2 separate regions of the Mus musculus genome follow, and region 1 is linked to region 2. Evidence: chromatin loops called from intact Hi-C (ENCODE). Cell type or tissue: left cerebral cortex. All regions are shown on one strand. Each heading gives the region's core, and the rest is flanking DNA. Links, peaks and the distances in the headings are about the cores only. Region 1 has its middle 11 kb from the start of Colec10. Region 2 overlaps Samd12 (sterile alpha motif domain containing 12).

Region 1 (11,209 bases), core at 3,969-7,968, 510 kb after region 2:
ATTAGAAAAAGAAACATCGTTTATTAAGCACATGCTTCCCAGAAGAGCTGAGATAAATATTTATCTCCTTAAGGCAAAAAATATTTTCCCAGGAATCAGTTATTCGCTGCATTTTATCAGCTCAACAAATGCCTGTTGGCCTCTTTACTCCACTGTGTTGAATATCAAACAGAGCAGGCAAGCTTCACACTGCCTGGAATGCATGGACGCCTCACTGTTTGTGGCTTCTCAGAAACAATGGGTGAAGACAGTAAAGGCGACTGTCTGGGAGGACATTCATCCTTGACCCCCACACACAGCTAGCAAGAAGGCACATATGCCCATTAGCAATCCAGCTTTATCTGTTCATTTGTCCAGAGTCCAGCACACTGGACCCTTGTTTCAACTCCCAGCATAGGGAGAGAATAAGCCTCAGTCTCTGTATTTGCAAGCAAAATGCAAAGTTAGGTTATAGTATAAATCAATAATCACCCAAGTAGCAAATTTGTGATATAATTGAAAACTAGACCCGGGTCTCTATAATGTCAAGTCACATCTACTGTTAAACATAATTTCTATTAAACAAATTCAATTTAATCATCCGATTTGTCCTGGAGAATATAAGGCAATTTTGAAGTTATCATGTATTGAAGCTAAGTACAAAGAATTTATTAAAAAAAAAAAAACAACCTTGAAAGATGTGAAGAAAAAAAAAGTGTTACAAAGCATCAATTTCCTTTTTGTGCTGCCAAAAACATCAAAGAATTTCCCAGCTATAAAGCATAGATTTAGTTTCTTGATTTCCTAATGATGAAATTGTTAGGGATGCTACCAAATGATAAAAGTGATCGTCACTCTTACTCAACCATGAACCTATGAGCTCCAAAGATGATCCACCTGGCAAGAAAGCAGACAGGTGCAAGAGTAGCGTGGGTATCATGAGAATAACCAGCACTTTCTGATTGGATCTAAGCCCCACCCCACAAGTTGAAACCCATTCATGGTGCATTAACAATTCCAAGAGCTGTCGCTAAACAGGTCCATGGTTTCAGGGAAGAAATAAATGGCATAGTATCAAACAGACTCCTATTGACTTATCCCTATCTCCATAGTTGAGTGCATGTCTCAACCACTATCATAGAACCAAAGAAACTTCTTTCATAGTAGATGGTGATTAACACAAAGACCCAAAACTTGTAAAGGTGCAGAGAATAAGAATGTGGAAAATTTCATCCTAGATGGGATATATATATATATATATATATATCCCACTCTCTTGAGACTTAGGGACCAATAGTAAGGGAGGGGGTGTAAAGACTATAGTGGCTAACAGAAATCAGGTTTCCCAGACATAGCAGGGCAATTGCACGTTTGAACTCACAGCATTTGTGACATCATGTTTAAGACCTGTACAAGCTAAACTCCCAGCACAGAACAGAGATGGACATGAAGTCCCAGCCCCAGCCCCAGCCCCAGCCCCAGCCCCAGCCCCAGCCCCAGCCCCAGCCCCAGCCCCAGCCCCAGCCCCAGCCCCAGCTCCAGCCAAGGAGCAGCTGGGAACCTCTAGAAAGGGGAGAGTGAGTTTTCTTTAAGGGTATAAACACTAGTAATTTGACCATGCTCCAGCAGAAGACCGCACATACCAGAATATATGAGAAGCACACATTGTACTTTTATTTAAAGCCACAACAAAAGAAAAGAGGGCACAAAGTTGAGTGGATATAGAAATGGGGGTGCATTTATGAACTAACCAGTACCCCGGAGCTCTTGACTCTAGCTGCATATGTATCAAAAGATGGCCTAGTCGGCCATCACTGGAAAGAGAGGCCCATTGGATACGCAAACTGTATATGCCCCAGTACAGGGGGACGCCAGGGCCAAAAAAATGGAAATGGGTGGGTAGGGAAGTGGGGGGGAGGGTATGGGGGACTTTTGGGATAGCATTGGAAATGTAATTGAGGAAAATATGTAATAAAAAATATTTAAAAAATAAAATAAAATAAAAATTTTTAAAAAGGAGCTGTTGTTGGATGTATTTTCAAAATACATTATACTAAATTCTCAAAGAACTAAAACAAACAAAAAACAAAACAAACAAACAAACAAACAAAACTAAAGGTCAACCATATCAATAAAGAAGCAAATAAAACACCTCTAACTCCATGAGTCTACCTAGCTGTTCTTTCTGAGTTTCTTTTCTGTTTTTCTTTGTGGTGCTAGAGACCTAATTTAAAGCTTCAGATATATGCAACCATTATTCTACACCAAGATACAACTCCAAACCTGCTTCTGGTTTCTAGTTCAAAACCTCGGTAAAGTTTTGCTTCTGATGCATCTTTCGCCATCTTTGTTTCACTTCTAATACTGAAATCTCTCTCTCTTTTTAAATTTTTCATTGGTTCTCATTTCTCTGAAGATACATTCTAACTCCTTAACAACATGCACTGCACCCTACAGCATCTGCTCCTACCTAAACCTTGGACCCCATTGACCCTACCAAGTTCCCAGCTCTACTTTTAATGGACTACCTCCAGTTCCTCCATTCACCTTGTCCTTCAACTGAGACACATATGCTTTTTTTCTATGTGGGATAGCTTCCCTTTATTTTCCCCATTGTACCAGCAAACTCCAACAGGCTTTCCATAATCCAATAGAAAATGTGCTTTGAGCTGCCAAACCTAGGTATGGTGCCTCACCTCCAAGTCTTCATAACAACTACAAGGTCAGTATTTTATACACACACACACACACACACACACACACACACACACACACACATATATATATGTATATATATATTCATACCATATTGATATAAAGTAAGCCTCATACTGATGGCAATTGCTTTTATCTTTCTGGAACCTCAGTAAGATGAAGATAAATCTCTTAGGGAAAAGACACTTTTATTCATTGTTATAAATAAAATCCACATAACTTATAATGGTATCTAATAAGTAATATTATGTGGATGGATGAAGGCATTATCATTATACATAACTATCATTCAAAATCAAACTTTCATTATGTGTCCATATAATTATCTATGCTAATTTAACCAATATAAGTCAAAATACTGCTATGTAATTAATCACTGCAGAACAATAATGAAAATCAATGCCTTACTTCCAAGTACATTAGCATCAGAAGAAGATATTGATCCCTTTGTAAATAAAGCTGGTTGGGATTCCTATGATCTCTAATATAATTAATTTGTAATTAATGTTATAATTAGATATAAATCATAAATTTTGAGTTGTGTGTCTGTTAATGTTTGTCTTTTATCTATTTCAGATCAATTATTTTGACTGAAAAATTCTTTATTGAAAAGTTTTAGGTGTACTGAATCAGATTATAGAGAACTGAAAACAAATGTAAGGTTTCTAACTTTACATGGACATTTCACAAAAAGCAGGAATTCATCTATTGACTGACCCTGGGCTAATAAACACTACTCGAAGCTCATAATCATTCCAAGAGCATTAAATGCAATTTTCATGACAGTTATTTTACAGTTTTATGGTGGTATGAATTATATATTTTACAATTAACTGATTTTCAATGAAGAATTTGATTTTAGTACATTTATACAGTTATGTATAAATGTACTAAAAATTATAAAAAAAATTATAAAAATATAAAATTAGGCTCTAACCTAATTTTATAATAGAGCCCTTATCTCTAAAAGATGTTTCATTTGCAATCAACTCCTGCTTCCTCTTTAGGAAACCATATAACCTTACTTTCAACCTTACTTTTAAAAATAAATTTCATTTTAAAAGAACTCTATATTGTATACTTGTATCATTTTTTATTTAGCATAGTTTGGAGAGATATTACCTATTTTTCTATTAATTACTAACAGTTTCCATAACCATTAATTCACAATCTACTGGGAAGAAGTGATACAATTTTTTTTTAATCTATTCACTGTTTGATGAATCCTTTCCATTTTGCCCGCTTTTTCTTTAACAATGTTATTGTGAACTTTCATTTACAAGAATTCAAGTGATCATTTATGTTTCTTTTTTCTTAAGTAGATATGTAGGAGTTAAACTGCTTGGCTCTCTGGCTGAGGTTTCTATTTCACTTTCCTAAGATGCTAAAAACTTCCTTCCAAAGGGACTCTGTTACTATACATCAGAACAATCAATCAGTTATTACTACAGGTTGCCTCACCCTGGAAACATTAAGCAATATCAGATTAATTTTGATGATGTAAAATTTTATCTATATGTAATAATCTCTCTTTGGAATTTAATGAATGGATATGTTGTATACTTTCATATATATTAGCTATGTTGCTATGCCATATAAATATTGTGCTGATTTTTAGTTGGTAATATGTATGGCTGTTTAGTCAAGCACAAGTCCTTCATTGAATATATAATTTCTGAATATTTTCTTTATGTAGTTGAATACAAGTTCCCTAATAGGTATGTTATTGAAAATATGTTTTTCAATCTGTGTCTTGCCTGTTCAAGTTTCTTTTAAGTGGTAGTTTTTTTTTATAATAATGTTTCTAATTTTTAAAAAATATTTATTTATTTTACATGTATGTGTGTGTACTTACTGTATATATGTGCACCACATGCATGCAGGCACATACGGTGGCCAGAGAGTACATGGGATCTCCTGAAACTGGAATTATATAGCCTGCTGTGAAATACCCAGTATAGGTATTGAGAAACAAACCTATGTCCTCTGCTAGAACAGCAAGTGCCTTAGCCACTGAAACATTTCTCTAGCCCTAATGTTTCTAGCTTTCATGTAGTATAATTTATAGCTTTTCATGAATTTGGTTTTTGTGTAGTAAGGATCTTCTATAAGTAAGGATCATGAAGATCTGGTATTTTATTCTATAATTTGGAGTGTATTTTCTGCATGTGTGTGATATAGTTCTAAGTTCACTTAATTGTATGTGAATGACTTCTGGTATCAATTGCTAATAAGACTATTGTTCATTCCATTGACTTTTTATTGTGTTTTGTAAGTTACTTTTAAGTTACTACAACCAATATCTTACACAACTACCTTTGGGGAGGAGTGTTTTCTTAGGCATACAGATTCATGGATTCATATCATTCTGGCAGACAGTGTCATGGGTGGAACAGCTCGACCAGTGGTGATGAGAACCTTCAAACCATCTTACCACAGCGGCAGGCAGGTAACAACATCCTTGGCCCAAAATGAGCCCAGTCTATTACCTTTTTAGTCCTATCCTCAATGTTATGCCCCCTTCAACAATGCCTCCTACCCCAATAATCATATAATCTCCCCAAAACAATGTCATCAACTGAGGACTAGATACTCAAACAAAGGAGGCTGGGGGACATTTTCCATCCAAACCACAGCAGATATTTCATTAGCAGCAAATTAATCCTTATCATGAGTGTTTATTTTTTTTGTTCTTCCAGGTTGCTTATAATAACCATTGGCTTGTTTTCAAACCATACTTTATATTGAGTCTGTTCTGCAGCAACAAAATTGCAGTATATTCCGGCCATCTCTGCTCATCAGATAGCTATTCTCACCAGCTGAGATGTTCACAGTGGTAGACTTGCTTTCAACAAAAAAGACTTTAAACTGCACTGTTCTTACACAAATCAGTAGCAGCTTTGCAAGAATAAATACATAAAAACTTGCCTACTCTGGCCAATGTGTACAGGCCCTGGAATGATTCTTTTTCATAAGGTCATGTGGTGTTATAGATGTTTGTGGGAAGAATGTCCCGAGCACTTTGCATAGCCACTGTTCGAATGTTCTCCCCTGTTCAGATTTTTATGGGGAAAAATATGTTGTTTAACATCATTTCAGCACATTTTCCCACAGGAGTTCCATCAAATTATATCATAAAGTAATTTTGGAACATCTGTGTCCATATGGCAGATTGAATCTACGTGTTTATTTCGTGTTCCCTACAGAATGTCCCCCAAATAGCACTCATAAAATAAAGCATTCCTCAATGACAGAGAGAAAAATGAAAAGAAGAATCAGGGACAGTGACACTGTTATTGTGAAAATACAATCTTAACTGACCAGTGAGATATGAAAATTATCTGTCACTCTGAGTGACAGAAAGATCTAAGTTAGCAATGCACCAGAAACCCAGAAGGCTCAGGTACTTAAGCTACAAGATGCCATTTAGCTTGCTGACAAAATGGGGCTAAATTAGAAGATAAGGGAAGTCTTTACAGGGTGATTTCTGCTTTGAGCTTCCCAGATCATTCTGGAAGTCTGGAAAGATGTTCTTCATTTGGTGGAGCTTAAATAAGACGAAATTTTGTCACACAGAGAGACTGAACTAAAAATAGAGTCTATGTTAGGGGACTTTATGGATAACTGGAGTCTTGCTGAGCATCAGAAGACAAAGAGAAAGGTAAAAATGAGCCTAGAGATACTTAAATCCTACCCATAACCAAAATTAGGCAGATGTGTATGTCATACTGGGCAAAAAATAGAGTACCCTAAGTGAATTGTCTAGATCAGGAAATAGCTCTAAAAATGATGAGAACAGGCCTTTAAGTAACAATGTATGTCTTCCACAGCAACTGTCTTCATAAACTAGGCATCACCACCATTTGACCCTACCTTACTATAGTTGTAATATGCTAATTACCTAGTTTCTGCTTTATTGGCATGATAAAATACCTTCCTACAAAGTAACATAAGGTTGAAAGAATTCACTTAGGCTCACATTTCCAAGTTTCGTGACATCGAAGTTAAAACAGCAAAAAATTTAAAACAGTCACATTATATCCATAGGCAAAGGCAAAATGAATAACTGCATGCATGTATGCTATTCAAATCATTTTCCACTCTTTTTTTTTATTTTTTTTATTATTAGGTATTTTCCTCGTTTACAATTTCAATGCTATCCCAAAGGTCCCCCATACCTACCCCCCCAATCCCCTACCCACCCACTCCCCGTTTTTGGCCCTGGCGTTCCCCTGTACTGGGGCATATAAAGTTTGCAAGTCCAATGGGCCTCTCTTTGCAGTGATGGCCGACTACGCCATCTTTTGATACATATGCAGCTAGAGTTAAGAGCTCCGGGGTACTGGTTAGTTTATAATGTTGTTCCACCTATAGGGTTGCAGATCCCTTTAGCTCCTTGAGTACTTTCTCTAGCTCCTCCATTGGGAGCCCTGTGATCCATCCAATAGCTGACTGTGAGCATCCACTTCTGTGTTTGCTTGGCCCCGGCACAGTCTCACAAGAGAGAGCTATATCTGGGTCCTTTCAGCAAACTCTTGTTAGTGTATGCAATGGTGTCAGCATTTGGAAGCTGATTATGGGATGGATCCCTGCATATGGCAATCACTAGATGGTTCACCCTTTCGTCACAGCTCCAAATTTTGTCTCTGTAACTCCTTCCATGGGTGTTTTGTTCCCATTTCTAAGAAAGGGTAAAGTGTCCACACTTTGGTCTTCGTTCTTCTTGAATTTCATGCGTTTGGCAAGTTGTATCTTATATTTTGGGTATCCTAAGTTTCTGGGCTAATATCCACTTATCAGTGAGTACATATTGTGCGAGTTCTTTTGTGATTGGGTTACTTCACTCAGGATGATACCTTCCAGGTCCATCCATTTGCCTAGGAATTTCATAAATTCATTTTTTTAATAGCTGAGTAGTATTCCATTGTGTAAATGTACCACATTTTCTGTATCCATTCCTCTGTTGAGGGGCATCTGGGTTCTTTCCAGCTTCTGGCTATTATAAACAAGGCTGCTATGAACATAGTGGAGCATGTGTTCTTCTTACCGGTTGGGACATCTTCTGGATATATGCCCAGGAGAGGTATTGCGGGATCCTCCAGTAGTACTATGTCCAATTTTCTGAGGAACCGCCAGACTGATTTCCAGAGTGGTTGTACAAGCTTGCAATCCCACCAACAATGGAGGAGTGTTCCCCTTTCTCCACATCCTTGCCAGCATCTGCTGTCACCTGAGTTTTTGATCTTAGCCATTCTGACTGGAGTGAAGTGGAATCTCAGTGTTGTTTTGATTTGCATTTCCCTGATGATTAAGGATGTTGAACATTTTTTCAGGTGCTTCTCTGCCATTCGGTATTCCTCAGGTGAGAATTCTTTGTTCAGCTCTGAGCCTCACTCTTATACAGTCTAGGAGACAAGCCTAGGGAGTATTTCCACCCACAGTGGGATAGGTCTTCCTACATCAATAATTACAATAAAGTCATATTCCCATGAACAAGCCCACAAGCAAATCTACTCAAGATAATCCCTTACTAAGACTCTGTTCTCAGATGATTCTAATTGCAGTGACAGTTAAAACTAATCACCAGCGTCTAGCCAACTAAATCCATTTAGAGATGCAGAGTTTTCTTATAACATTTCATAGCTCTTAACTACAAATGGAGTAGGGTGGAGTGACTAGATATTTTAACAAAAATAGGGATAAATAAACATAAATTAAAACATTCAGAAGTTAGAAAATCATACTAAATAGGGACACTATATGAAACAGAGAATGTTTCTCTGAAGACTCTAACTGATAAGCTAGAATGATAAATTGAAACAAAGACACAGTGCTACAGCCAAGACTAATGGCACAAGCCTGTAATCCTAGTCATTTAGGAGACTGAGACAGGAGGATCACAAATTCAAGGTCTGTTTAAGCTACAGAGTAACCTCAAGTATCCCTAAGAAAATGGGCAACACTATTTCTCAAAATAGAATGTAGCAGAAGCCTGAGGATATAGCTCAAGGGTGTAGTGCTGGCCTAGTAGTGATAAGACTCCGTGTTTAATCACTTTTACTGGAAAAAGGAAAGAAAAATGTAGCATGTCAGACATACACTAAGTACTCAATAGATATTTATTGAATGAATTAAGTCCTTTATATGTCATAGAGTTTGGATATACAAGTAATTTATAATGTTTTACTATAAAGCATAATAGATATCTTCAACATAAGAATTAAAAAGCAAATGTTAAGAAGTATTAGACTATCAGTTTTATATACATATAAATATGCACATGCACATGCACATATATATTGTTTTTTTTTTTTTTTTTTTTTTTTTTTTTTTTTTTTTTTTTTTTGAGGCAGGGTTTCTCTGTGTAGCCCTGGCTGTCCTGGAACGGCTAGCCTCAAACTCAGAAATCTGCCTGCCTCTGCCTCCCAAGTGCTGGGATTAAAGGTGTGTGCCACCACTACCAGGCAAGTTAATATATGTATGAAAGTATTTGAGAATGAAAAAGAGAAAAATAAATATGGAGGTGAAGGTGATTGGTGGTAAGGGCAAGGAAATTATTAAAAACTAGCACAAGAAAACTTGTAACACTGATGAACAGAGCTCTCAAAATCTTTAAAAAAGGGGGGAGGCACCAAAAATCTCTACAAATTGTAGTGAACATGAATGACATTAAATGTCTCAACTGCAAAACTAAAGCAATGTCTTTACACATGGGGGTGAAAATTATTTACATCCTGGGATTCTATATCCAGCAAAACTGTTAGATGATACAAAGAGAAAATTACTAGATTTTCAGAAATATAATTTCTCTAAATTTAATCTACAGTATACTTTGGCCCAGTAAACTACTATAGAGCATACTGCACAAAAATGAGATATGAAGTCTAGATCCCTAGACAATATCAAAGAGATATTGCAGCATAACAGGTCTGTAACAAGCAATCAGCCTAAATAATACACTAAACCAGAGGATTCAAGAAGAGAGAGCTATCTAAGGAAAAATACAGTAGAAACTAACAGAATATTTTACATTTCCATAGAAGTGATAAATCTCAAAGAATTTGTGTGTACACAGAAATCCATGCAAAGGAAAATAATATAATCAATAAACTCAGGAAGCATTAATACAAGAAACAAAATGTAATTATAATGCACTTTGTGACTTGACTGTGAGTAATTTTTGTGCAGCTATCATAATATAAACATTGAATATTGTTCTAAATGTATACTATTATTAAGTTACAAAGATAAAATCAGGGAAAATATGTATGGGGTATGTGGAGGGTAAAAGAGGAAAAGAATTTTCTAACTTTCATATTCAGAAGCCAGTAAAATCTACATTTTAAGATATTATAATCATCTATTTGTTATTTATAATGCAGAGGAGATAAGTGAATAGATACTAAAAGTATTCAAATAGTTTCCTCGAGGGCAAAATAACCAGAAATGAGAAGGGTGGAGCTGCAAGCTTCTGTCTTTATTTTACGGCTCTGCTAACACCATTTGAGTTTTTAAATTATGCTTCCATCCATATTTAACTTGAAATGTAGAAAAATGTAAACGAGTGAGTGATGGGCATATTTGCATGCTCTCCTCTAAATATGCATTGTAAAAGCCGTTCTACTAATTTCTGATGCTTCCAAAAGGCATCAAATTAAATCAATCCACCAAGAGGAATTTGAACCCAGTAAGGCACTTACGAGAATGGACAAACCACCCAAGGAGTTGAAGGGGTCTGCAGCCTTATAGGAGAAACAACAATATGAACTAACCAGTACCCTCAGAGCTTATGGCTCTAGCTGCATATGTAGCAGAGGATGGCCTAGTCGGGAGTTGGGAGGAGAGGCTCTTGGTCTTGTGAAGATTCTAGGCCCCAGCATAGGGGAATGCCAGGGCCAGGAAGTGGGAGTGGGTGGGTTGGGGAGTACTGGGAGGGGGGAGGGTATAGAGGATTTTCAGAGAGGAAACTAGGAAAGGGGATAGCATTTAAAATGTAAATGAAGAAAACATCCAAGAAAAAAATAAATCTAAAAAAATGTATACTATATATGTATCATTACATTAAACCATTATAAAACCATTAAACCGTCACTGTTCTAACAAAGACAAAAGAAAAAAAAAAAAAGAATGGACAAACCAGAGCAAACTGCAAAGTCAAGTGCTATCAACTTGTCAGGAAACCCCTTGTGGAGACGAGGTGATGGCCCCACTTGTTTTTGCTGGTAAAACACAACTAACTGCCTTAGGATATGCTCATTTTATACCCTGGATTTGGTTTCCCCTCCAGATACCATCTGAGCTGGATGCATGATAATTAAAATGCGCACAGGAACAGATGTTCCTAGGTCTCTGTCAGGCACTGAGCAAATGTTTTCATGTGTCACTTCTTCCAGTAACTGTGCAGGAAAATCACAAGAATGGCATTTCAGACTCCTACGACTGCTGCAACAAATTAGCACAAACTTGGTGGATTAAAACAACAGGAACTTATTACCTCAGATTTCTAAAGGCCAAG
Region 2 (11,209 bases), core at 4,031-8,030:
GCACCGAAGTGTTACTTATTCAGCCTCATGACAAGAAAAGCACACATCACAGACTTGCGTTATCAGAATACAACCACAGTCAACTCCAACCAAAGATGAAAGATTTCCACTAAAAAAAAGCCATCAAAATATCTTACGACTGCTATGCAAAACCAAAAACCACCCAGAGAAAAGGTTAGAATAAAATATGCCAAGTCCTCGTAGTGGCTGTCTTTTGAAGGTAAACCCATGGATAATTCTTTTTCCCTTTTTCTTTCCAAAGGAGATATAAAATAGGCCCACAATGACAATTGTTTTAAAGTGTTAATTTAAAATAGGGTAATATTGCTGTGCTGCATACTTTTTCAAAATTATTCGTGCATTTCTAATACTATTCTGCTTTGTACAAGGATTTACTAAATTAGACTTAAAAAAAACTATGCATACAAATTTTACTTCGGTTTAAACATACAATGTGCTTATGAAACTAAATACATTATTACTTTTTCTCCATGACTATTCAGTGGTCTGTCTTTGTTTAAGTATATCCAGGCACTAAATTCCCCTCACTTTGCAATTTCTAATACAACTCTCTGTTCATTACTCATCTATGAACAAATAAGCCTAGCATGGCGTTAAGATGCTACCTGAATTTCAAATGTGTTGGCAGAATTATATTTCGACATGGTTTCTCTCTTCTTGCTTTTTCAGGGAATCTTAAGCCCACTGATGCCTCTCCAAGAGCTGAAGTTCAGGTGTCACAATGAAGGACAAGAAGCAATCTTCTACGTAACACAACCAGACCCACGGCTGAATCCTTGTTTGACAGTTGACTCTTCCCAAGAGGCCAGTTCTGCAATAGCAAGCTTGCAGGCCCAATTCCACACTATTAGTGCACTGTTGGGTAGAAGCAGGCAGAGAGCAGAGGGAGCTGGTAGGAGTGAGAAGAGACAGCTGCATACTAGCCCTTGGGGTTACTCCTCCATTCTAACTTTAAAAAGAGTCAGTCAGCAGAAAGGAACATATGGGAAGGTCTCTTGGATCAGTCAGCAGATTGTATGCTGGAATCAAGAGCCTAACTACTGCACTCTTCCCATACAAGTGGCTTCCCATACACAGAGGCTTCCTAAGCCCACCAGGCCTGGACTCCATAAAATCATTTCCCACATGCCTTTTCTAGATTGTTCTCCTTAAAATCATTTCCTTACCTCAAGTATAAGCAGAATGTGCTTGCCCCCAGAATTCATATTTGGGGATGAATGTATTATTGGCATGCCCACTTTCATCAAACTTTCATCAAATGCACAAGAATGGTAGTTATGAAGCTTCAGTTTTATCCTACACCCCATTATATATTGTTCAGAAAGCCTTATACTATTATTAAGATCTAAACTGAATCGACGGTTACTCAGATCATCTACTAGGCACCATATCTTCTTTGAATTCAAATACATCAGAAAAGATAATATTATAAATTTAGTAGAAAAAAATCACTGTTTACAAGAATCCTCTTTAGTGATGAAACCTACAACATATGTGTTTAGGTCATTGACGTTTATGGAAATAACAGGAGAAAACACATTTTGATTTAAAAATACCTGAAAGCAGGTAAAATGGATGGACTAAGACATGGATTCTGGACCCAGGAGTTAGAATTTAAATGCTGGACTTTCTCCAGGTAATCAGCTTAAGAAAAAAATGACCCTTGTGGTATCCTGTAAAACAACCTTCTCCCTTCCCCTTAACTGGTCAGTTCATGAGAATCAATAAACATCACTACCACCTGAAGAGAGGTTCCATTCTTTCCACTTCTGCCATGGGTACCAACTCACACTGGCACCTCAAGTCATTGCAAGACTAGTCACATCCTGTCCCACTGAGGCAAGATAAGGCAATCCAGTTGGTGGAACAGAGTTCAAAGGGAGGTAACAGACACACAAAACTTTTGATCCCAAACTTGCCATGTGTAAAAGGCATTCTAACTAGCGTGTTTTTCAGTGCCTTTAACAATGACCACTAACACCTCAGAGCCCAGAGCAAATAGAAAGTGATGACACCTTCCAAGATTTGGACAGCAGGTTTTGCTGTCTTCAGACTCTCATCATTGGCCTAATGAGATATTACAGTTAAGGGATACCAAATTAATCAGCCCTTTACACTCAAAAGCATGCAAATAAATGGATTAATATTTTTATTATTCTTATCAACAACTATTACGATTTATTAGAGTAGCATGTGCTACTTTAGGTATAGATAGTTGTTTATAAAGCCCAAAGAATGCTAACTCTCCTTGGATAGAATACTGGGTATATCTGGGTAGCAGATACATTTAGTAGCAACAAAGCAGACACTGAAGTTATTCAATGGAGTTAGAATACACGAACCATGATTTTTTACATTGTTGTGGTCTTAGTGAAATGTTTAATTTCTCTTGGTCCAAAACAGAAATAATATTAAAGTCAGTTTCATAAGATTATTAAGAACCACTACTGGCCATCAACCAGAGCTTACTGGCTAAAGAGCATCCATCCTACCTGCTAATACCACGGGTCTAAAAGCTGAGCTGTTACAATGCTAGTTACTATTGTTAGTTTCTAATTTATCATTTTATGATTTTTTCCTATATGGGCTCTATGAAGATTTTAATAATCAAGAAATATAACCCTTAGAGTTTAACCTTAATTTAGTTCAGCTATTCAGAAGATTTGGTCATGGAGATCAATTACCAAAAACTAAAATTTAAAAAGTTAGAAAAGAGAAAGTTGAACCTGCTATCATATTGAGCCATCAACTAGACTTCTTTCCACTGTCACATGAGCTCTGGTTGCTCTGTCCTTAATTTAAAGCAAATTCCATTTGAAATAATAATACAAATTCTATAAACAACTAATATTAATACACCACTTAAAACCTTATCCAAAGTGGGCTCTATGCCACCTCTTCCACAGAAGTCACAATAAAACGAACCAGGCCACCTAGCTCTAATCTCAGCTCTGACACTAGCTGTTGTGACCTTGAACCTGGGACCTCGCGCCATTATTTACAGAATGGAAGCCCGAGTTCTGCTCAGCAGCCAGCTCATCATCCGTAGCTCAAACAGGAAACAGTCCTTTGGAAAGCTCTGTGCAGTACGAAGCCAGGCTGTGTGATTTTAATGACAGTCTTGGGGTGAGCCCCAGCAAACACATGGGTGCCAAAGCTACCAGCTATTGAGTTTCAATTTAGAAACTGGCCAGACTCCCTACTGTCACGGGGAGGCTGGAGTAGCGAAGAGCTGCTTAGCTTAGCTGTGTTAGAGAAATCTCCCCCTAACCTACAAACATGGACATGGCCTCGAAACTCTGGAAACCCAAATCTTAATCCGGCTGAGGGCAGGAAGGTGCCCTGGAAAGAGAAGAAACTAGAGACTGGCTTTCTATCCAGGCAAAACTGTAATCGGATTTTTTCTCAATCTCGCTTTTACCTTAACCTTTTGCCACTATCTCTATACTTCCCTGTTTTCCCCAGGCAGTGGGATCAGAGTGCCTCCTTGAAGTGTGTCCCGATGGCTGACAGAGCCACTACTAAGCCACAGCACGAGGCTGACCCTCCACACAAAATGGACCAAGATGAGAAGTCCCCTCTCCCCCTACACCTGAGAGTAATAAGCCTTCGTGTCCCATCTATGTTCTACATAGTTACTGCAGAAAAGAGAAACAAGAAACTGCCAAAAATCCCCAGCCAGAGAATTAAAAGAATTGCCTGCTCTTCCAGAAGTACGAGGTTTGATTCTCAGCACCCACGTGGAAGCTTACAATCATTCAAAACTAGTTCCAGAGGATTTGGTGCCCTATTCTGATGTCTTCCTGCACCGTGCATGCATATGATACACAGACATATTTATAGGCAAAACATCCATAGGCATATAGAAAATAAAATATAAAAAATTGTGTAGGTGATTATATCTTAATCTGGCATTCACCAAAGTATTTTCTCTTTTTTGTAAAAGATTCTATCTATCTATCTATCTGTCTGTCTGTCTGTCTGTCTGTCTGTCTGTCTATCTATCTATCTATCTATCTAGTATGCTTATAGTGTTCTGCCTGCTATCTGTCTGTCTGTCTGTCTATTTATTTATTTATTTATTTATTTAGTATGCTTATAGTGTTCTGCCTGCTATCTATCTGTCTGTCTATTCATTCATTCATTCATTCATTCATTCATTCATTCATTCATGTTTATAGTGTTCTGCCTGCATGCCAGAAGAGGGCACCAGATGTCATTGGAGATGGTTATGAGCCATCATGTGGTTGCTGGGAATTGAATTCAGAATCTCTGGAAAAGCAGCCAGAATTCTTAACCCCCAAGCCATCTCTCCAGCCCCATTTTAAAAGTATTAAATAGAAAATGAACAATCATTTTCTTAGTTCCAACACCAGCCACAGTACTTAGCTGTTTATAGCTGTGTGACAACTGGCAAACAATCTAATGTTTTATATTCTTTTCATTTTATACATGAAGGTAATAGTGATCCTTAATATGAAGATGAGTGAGTTTATATATGACATTTAGATCAATGCATATCATACCACTCAGATTTACTGTTTAGTAGCTGTGAATTCATTTTCCAATTACAATATTCTTTATCTAACCCCATCCATCCTTCCAAAATTAACAGTGGCTTTCCTTTTTAATTCTCTCTCCCTCTCTCTCTGTGTCTCTCTCTCTCTGTGTGTGTCTCTCTGTCTCTGTCTCTGTCTCTTTCTCTCTATCTCTCATCTTCAAATATTACCACTTCATTAAGTCATAGGGTCGTAGTAAACACTTTCAAGTATTTCCTACGAAAACCAAACCCTTCATTTCATCTTGTTTCAAGTCCAGGCACAGTCTCCTGTCTTCTTTGTCTATGTGTGTGATCCCTGTGACGTTGATCTTGTTCACTATAACTAATCCCTCTTTCTACATGCATACAATCTTCTTCCCATTGCCATCCAAATGCACTAAGAAGAGTTCTCCTTGCATGAGACTATTCCCCAGTCAGCCAAGTGCTGGCCATGCAAACATAAGGCCCTTGATTTGATCCCTCGAATACATTAATTTAAGAAAAACAGCCGGGCATCGTGGTAAGCGGTGTGGCTGGACACCCTGGAGAGGCAGAGTCAGCGTAACCCCCGAGGGTTTGCTGCCTAGTCCGTCTAGCTTAATGGGCAAGCTCTAGGCCAATTAGAGAACTCATCTCAAAATACAAGGTAGATGACTCCTGAATAAGATTTAAAGTTTGTCTTTGCACATACATGAACACATATGGGAACAGACATCTGCACTGAATAGAGTAGTTTCTTCCTTTGATGCCTATCAATATTCTGAACTATCATGATGCAGACTTGCTTCTCTATTTGATTTCAAATCTTTTTTGTGCATTGGCAAAGCCAGTGAGTGGGCAGGCCCTATAACACACTTACTGGTTGACTCTATACATCATGAGTGATTGACATTGGACATGGTAGAGGACTCCCATGGCTACTTCTTCTTGCCTCTTGAAAATTCTCCTTGACCCTCTGAAATGCTGCAGTCACATGGTTCTCACACCAGCATCTACTGCTTTGGCCCACATACTGCCTTAAATGTGTACCGAGAAAAATGTGAAAAAGGCAATGTGTGAACATATGGGTAAAAGCATTTGACAGGGAAGAGATATGAGCAGACAGAAGAAACTTAAGATCTGTTGTGATCCTAGGAAGAGGAATACATTTCTTAGCAGTAGGATGTAGTCCTGGAAAGAAGACACAGCCATTTTAGAGGGCCCTGAAGTCGAAGAACTTGGACTCCATTGTGTTGTCAGTGGAGAGCCCCTGACCAGTTAGGATTAATTATATATCTGCTCTTCCTTACAATTAAATAATCCCAAATCCAGGATCTTTTACCCCCTAGAAAACATTTCTAACACCTGTCCTTCCTGTCCTTTCCCCCACCCCATGACTATTATCTTATTATTACCTTATGTATTATTCTGTAGCTCTGATAAAATACCAAGACCAAGTCAATTTATTGAAAAAGACAGTTAGTTATTTGGGCTTACAGTTCTAGAGGAATAAGGGTCCATCAAAGTGGGGAAGTGGAAGACATAGCAGCCATAACAGGAAACTGAGAGCTCTCACCCTTTACCATAAGCATGAAGCAGGGGGAGCCAACTGGAAGTGGTGTGTTTATTTAACCTCAAAACAAGTTCATCATTCTAAATGCCAGTGCAAGCCAAGGTCTCCTGATATGATCAGTGAGAGACGAATCGTAAGCAGACATGGGCTGGAGGGGGTCTCAGCAAGACTGAGGTGGAGACAAATTTATGCCAAGCAATCAGACTTTTTATACACTTATCAGAAACAGGGTATAATGATAGCTTCCAGGATAAAATGACGTTTGCAAGCTATACAAGGTACACAAGATCAATGCCTAAGACTAACTGCCCTGTCAAATTTCTATATGATTCATTGACCTCAAAGGGACACAGAGGAAAGAAGGGGGACCTGAACACTTCACTGCCTGAGGGAGTACTGTGGTTTCCCAGAAACTGAAAGGCTCACATTGACCTGGGAGCCACAGACTCTAACTTGAAAAAAATCTATGATTCATGCCTCTCAAGGAAGCTATTGCAGACCAACTTCATGATTTTCCAAACCCAATGACATACTTCCTCCAGCAAGACTGCAACCCCTAAACCTCTCCAAAGAGCAACACCAACTGGAGACCAAATGTTCCAATGCTGAGACTATGAGGGGTGTTTCTCGTTTAAACCACCACATCTTCTATGTTTTCATTTTTGACTTTTGCCTGTCTACATTAGGACTAACCTTTCAATTGTAGTTACATAACAAAACATACAGTGACCTTTAGTCACTTGCTCTGATACAAAGAAAGTGTGCAGTTTGCTCTCACGGCCTCCTTTTTATATTTAAAACATGAATCTTGTTGTTTGTTTGTTTGTTTGTTTGAGACAAGGTCCCACTATGTAGTTCTGGTTGTCCTGGAATTCACTATGTAAACCAGCTGGCCTCAAATTCACAGAGATCCACATGCCTCTGTCTCCCAAGTTCTGGGATTAAAGGCATGGACCACTACACATGGCTAGAGCATGAATCCTTGATTGAACTGATTAATAACCAGGAGGGAAAGTCTCAATGACCCTAGAACTGTCTATACCACTGGGTGCCATTAATGAGGTACAACATATAGAAGGCACGTAAGTATCCATTATCAAAGAAAAATACCAATTATCAGTAATTACAGGCTGGATGAATTTGGATACCAGGATGGGCAAACCATGGCAATAAAAGCCAAGACGCAGTGTTCTATATGAACAGATACAAATGCATAGTGATCGATCTAGGCTCACAAAAATTAGAGACTTACTCCAACAACTTAGAAGAAATGTCTGTAAGAAAGAGCACAATTAATATCTTATTTTTATACTGTCCATCATAAATCACTAAGGTTTCTAAAAGACAACTAGTAAACAAAATTCAAATTACCAAATTGGAACATGCCAAAATAAAAACAACACAATGTTAGGAAAATGCAATGACCTTTAAATCTGGCAAATATTCCCACAAAGCCCACACTGGCTGAGAAGTTGTGTAGATTTATAAAAGTGTTTTATTATGAATCCAATTTCCCTCAGTGCTCAGATGGGGTGTGTATGGGGATCACATATAAGCGTCCAGGAAAGACTATTTGTGAAAGTGCAGCCCAGTTGCAGCAAGAGAACCAAGCAGTTTGGAGTCATCAATACCATGAGATGACCACGAAGAATAGCCGCAGTGGTGAAAGAGAGCCAGCAGGAGCCTGGAAGTTAGGCAGTGTGTGCTGCAGAGGGTGGAGCCAGGCAAGTGACCCAAGCCCTTGGGAAGAGCTCAGAAGATCTCGAATGTATCACAGACATTGGATATTGCGTTGTTTACACGGTTGGTGAAACTTTTAAAGTTGTATGTTTTATATTGTGAAGTTAGTATTAACATGCTGTCTTGGGGATAAATGAGGAAGGAAAGGTTCTGAGTGAAAAGCAATGTGTTTACATGTCAAGTTGACAAAGGTTCAGTTGTGATGGCTACTCATTCAACTTGACACAAGGTAGAATCATCAAAGAGGAAAGAACCTCACTAGAGAAAACGGCTCCATAAGACCAGGCTATAGGCAAGCCTGTAGGGCATTGTATGAATTAATGACTGATGGGGATAGGGTCAATCTTGAGATGGTAGCCTTGGTGCTAAGAGAAAGCAATGGGGATAAAGCCAGTAAGCAGCACTCTCCATGGCCTCTGCTTCAGCCCCTGACTCCATGTTCTTGTTCTGCTTAAGTTCCTGCCCTCAGTGCCTTTGGTGATAAACTGGAATGTGGAAATTTGAGTGAAATAAACCCTTTCTTCCCCAAATTGCCTTTTCACTAAGGTGTTTTATCACAATAGTAACCCTAACTAAAAAAAAAAAAAAAAAAGTGCAATGGCCCATGGCTGTGGCTAAATTCAGATGCAAATCTACTGCCAGACCCACTTCCTAGCTGAGAATACCGTGATTTTGCAGGCAAACCAAATACTGCTCTTACTGCATAAATGAACAGTTGATAAGAGACTCAATTCTCCTTGCAAAATACAAGCTTCTTCCTCAACATTTATCCACTGTAAAAAGAGCAAACCTTCCCTTAGGCCACAAGGTTAATGTCAACTATCCCACAGGCAGAACTAACTCATCTTAGCAGGAAAGACCAATCCTTTCAGAAACAGTGAGCTGTTTTCTTCCTTTTCTAACTAACCTTGATTTTTGCAAAATGTTGATATTTTACTTTATTGTTTACTAACTCTGTGTGTGTGTGTGTGTGTGTGTGTGTGTGTGTGTGCGCGCGCGCAGGTGTATAGGGTTTTATTCATGTGATAGCAATGTCTAAGGCTCGAAGAGAGCATCAGGTCCCATAAAGCTGGACTTACAGATAGCTGTTGGCTGTTCATTGTGGGTGCTGGGAACCAAACCCCAGTTATCCCCAAGAGCAGCAGGTGTTCTTAACCACTTTGTCTCTCCAATCCCTGCACTCAGATCTTAAAGCTTGTCAAATCATGTCTTTCTTGTCCACATACTTGCCAAAATTTCCCCCAAATCCAGCTCACCTTGGCATGTCCTCTTCTGACTGCTCTCCCAAACACAACGGTGGCAAAACTAGTGTCCAGATGTCCATGACTTCTCACAGAACCTACTCAAAAAACATTGAGCCTTTCTCCTTGAAATGCTAATGTTGGAGACATTTTTTAGGCAATATCCACACTGAAGTGTGGGGTGTGTACTTGTCATAGCCACACAGCTGTCCTCCAATCCTACCCAACCAGCAGAGCCATGATATCCTGAATCTCTTCTTTGTGTGAGGCCTCCTGAAGATGATTGGGACACAGAACGCAAATCCCTGTGAAAGAGCACTGTGTGAAGCAAAGCTTCCTCAGAGAACAGGTTGGCAGTTCTGTACAAGGCTAAACATTTTTTTAATGTGCTGGGGAGAGGAATGCTTGTATGTGTTCGTGTACCCGTGTGCCTATTTTGTGACCATGCTCATCTGATGTGTGTGCATGTGGAGGACTGAAGTTGACGTCAGGGGTTGGTCTTTTGTTGTCCTCCTTCCTTTTGTTCCAAACATGGTCTTTCACTGAACCTAGAGCTTGTCATTTCAGCTAGACTGGTTGGCCAGTGAACTCCAGACTTCCTGCTGTCTCAGCCCTCTTCACTGGTGAGCTTTCAGATACAGGCCACCACACATGGGTTTTGCATGAGTGGTAGAGATCTGAACTCATGTACGAACACTTCTGCAGGAAGCACATTTCCACCTGAGCCATCTTCCCAGCTCCTACAACACTTGCTACAAGAACACAGTTTATTTGACTTAAAACTCCTACTCTGGTTCACACAAGAGAAATGAGTAAGTCACACAAACTGGAAGCAGTTGTTTTCAGTGGTTCACTAATAACAATCACTGACTAGAAACACTCCACGTGTTCTGAATAAGTGTCAGTATTTCCACAGCACAGAATATTGCTCAGGTACTACTCTTCAATAGCAACAAGATGTATGTGGCATTATGTGACATTCTAGAAGAGGAAAATCACAGAGACGGAATCCAGATCAGTATTGTCAGGGACTATAGGAGTATAAGGCATGCATGAACTTTGCAAGGTGTTAGAATTGTTCTAGCTCTTCATTGCAATGTTGGTTACAGGAATATGTGTTTTCCAAAAGTGTGAGAACTATAAAATTTTACCATAGATGATTCACACCCAAATAATCCAAGTTTTAAAAACCTTTAAAATATTAATATGAAACCATAAAGTACAGAACAAGAAATGAGTAAGAAATATGCATCTATATCTATATTGAGAATGGAGTCTATAAATACATTTCGAATGGAGGCCAAGTTATTGAAAATAACACCGACACAATTGGAATGATACTTTATCTGGACAGAGAAGGTAAGAAGCTTATTTTATGTCCGCTTAAAACACACTTTTGCTATAATTATGAATATGATGTGAATTCATAGGACAAAAAGAACCTACTTTTATTTCTTATATAATTTCTCCATCAAGATTTATGCCAGCAGGACAATATCTTTCATTTCACACTTGACTCTTCACAGCCTAGTTGGAAAAGCTATCATTTTTCCTCCAGAATATTTTAAGATATTCTATATCACCAAGGGTGTTGCTTGAGGCTTAGAAAATTTTCATATTTCTCTTGGGCACATATGCCAACATTGTTGCTGATGTTCTTCTGCAAGGAGACCTAACTCTGCCTAATTTTAATTGGGACATTGGCCCCATTCCTCCAGTTGACCAATGTCATTTCCATAGAGTCCATTCACATCTCTTCTGTCTTGAAAAGGCTGAAATTACTCTTATTTTGCCTCTATGTCGTATATCTGAGTGTTGGAAGGGAGGCAAGAGGGAGATGGACAGACAGGAAGGTTTATGAAATTGATATTTCTAAAGTAACTTTGGGAGAGCAATATTCAGGTGAGAGATGACTCTCTACTGAATATGTTCCTGGAACAATAGCTTCTTGTGCGATGCTCTCCTTTAGCCAGGTACGCCTGCTCCCATATTGAGTTCAGAGCAGCTTCAGATTACCAGCATGGCTGTCATAAGATTAGGCCCACTAGCATTCCTTTGTTCAAGAAAGGAAAGGCTAACAGGGCTCAGGAGGGATTCAGAAGCCGCTCATTAGGC

Evidence for each region. Peaks named below come from ENCODE experiments on the same cell type or tissue, not always from the same donor. Only the 100,000 strongest peaks of a DNase experiment are listed, where the experiment ranks them.
Region 1: a loop joins it to region 2, with 3 times the contacts of the local background. A loop is called at or near these places in 2 of 42 quality-filtered maps.

Annotation. Positions count from the first base shown.
Region 1 is chr15:54,393,856-54,405,064 of GRCm38, forward strand. No RefSeq gene overlaps it. Among named protein-coding and RNA genes, the nearest start is that of Colec10, 11 kb to the right of the region's middle. In left cerebral cortex, for the core only: no CTCF peak of the experiment used is centred there; DNase peaks (open chromatin) are centred at 5,701 and 6,232; H3K27ac peaks cover 461 bases.
Region 2 is chr15:53,884,877-53,896,085 of GRCm38, forward strand. All of the region lies in intron 1 of Samd12 (sterile alpha motif domain containing 12), which reads right to left. Among named protein-coding and RNA genes, the nearest start is that of Samd12, 12 kb to the right of the region's middle. In left cerebral cortex, for the core only: no CTCF peak of the experiment used is centred there; a DNase peak (open chromatin) is centred at 5,540; H3K27ac peaks cover 861 bases.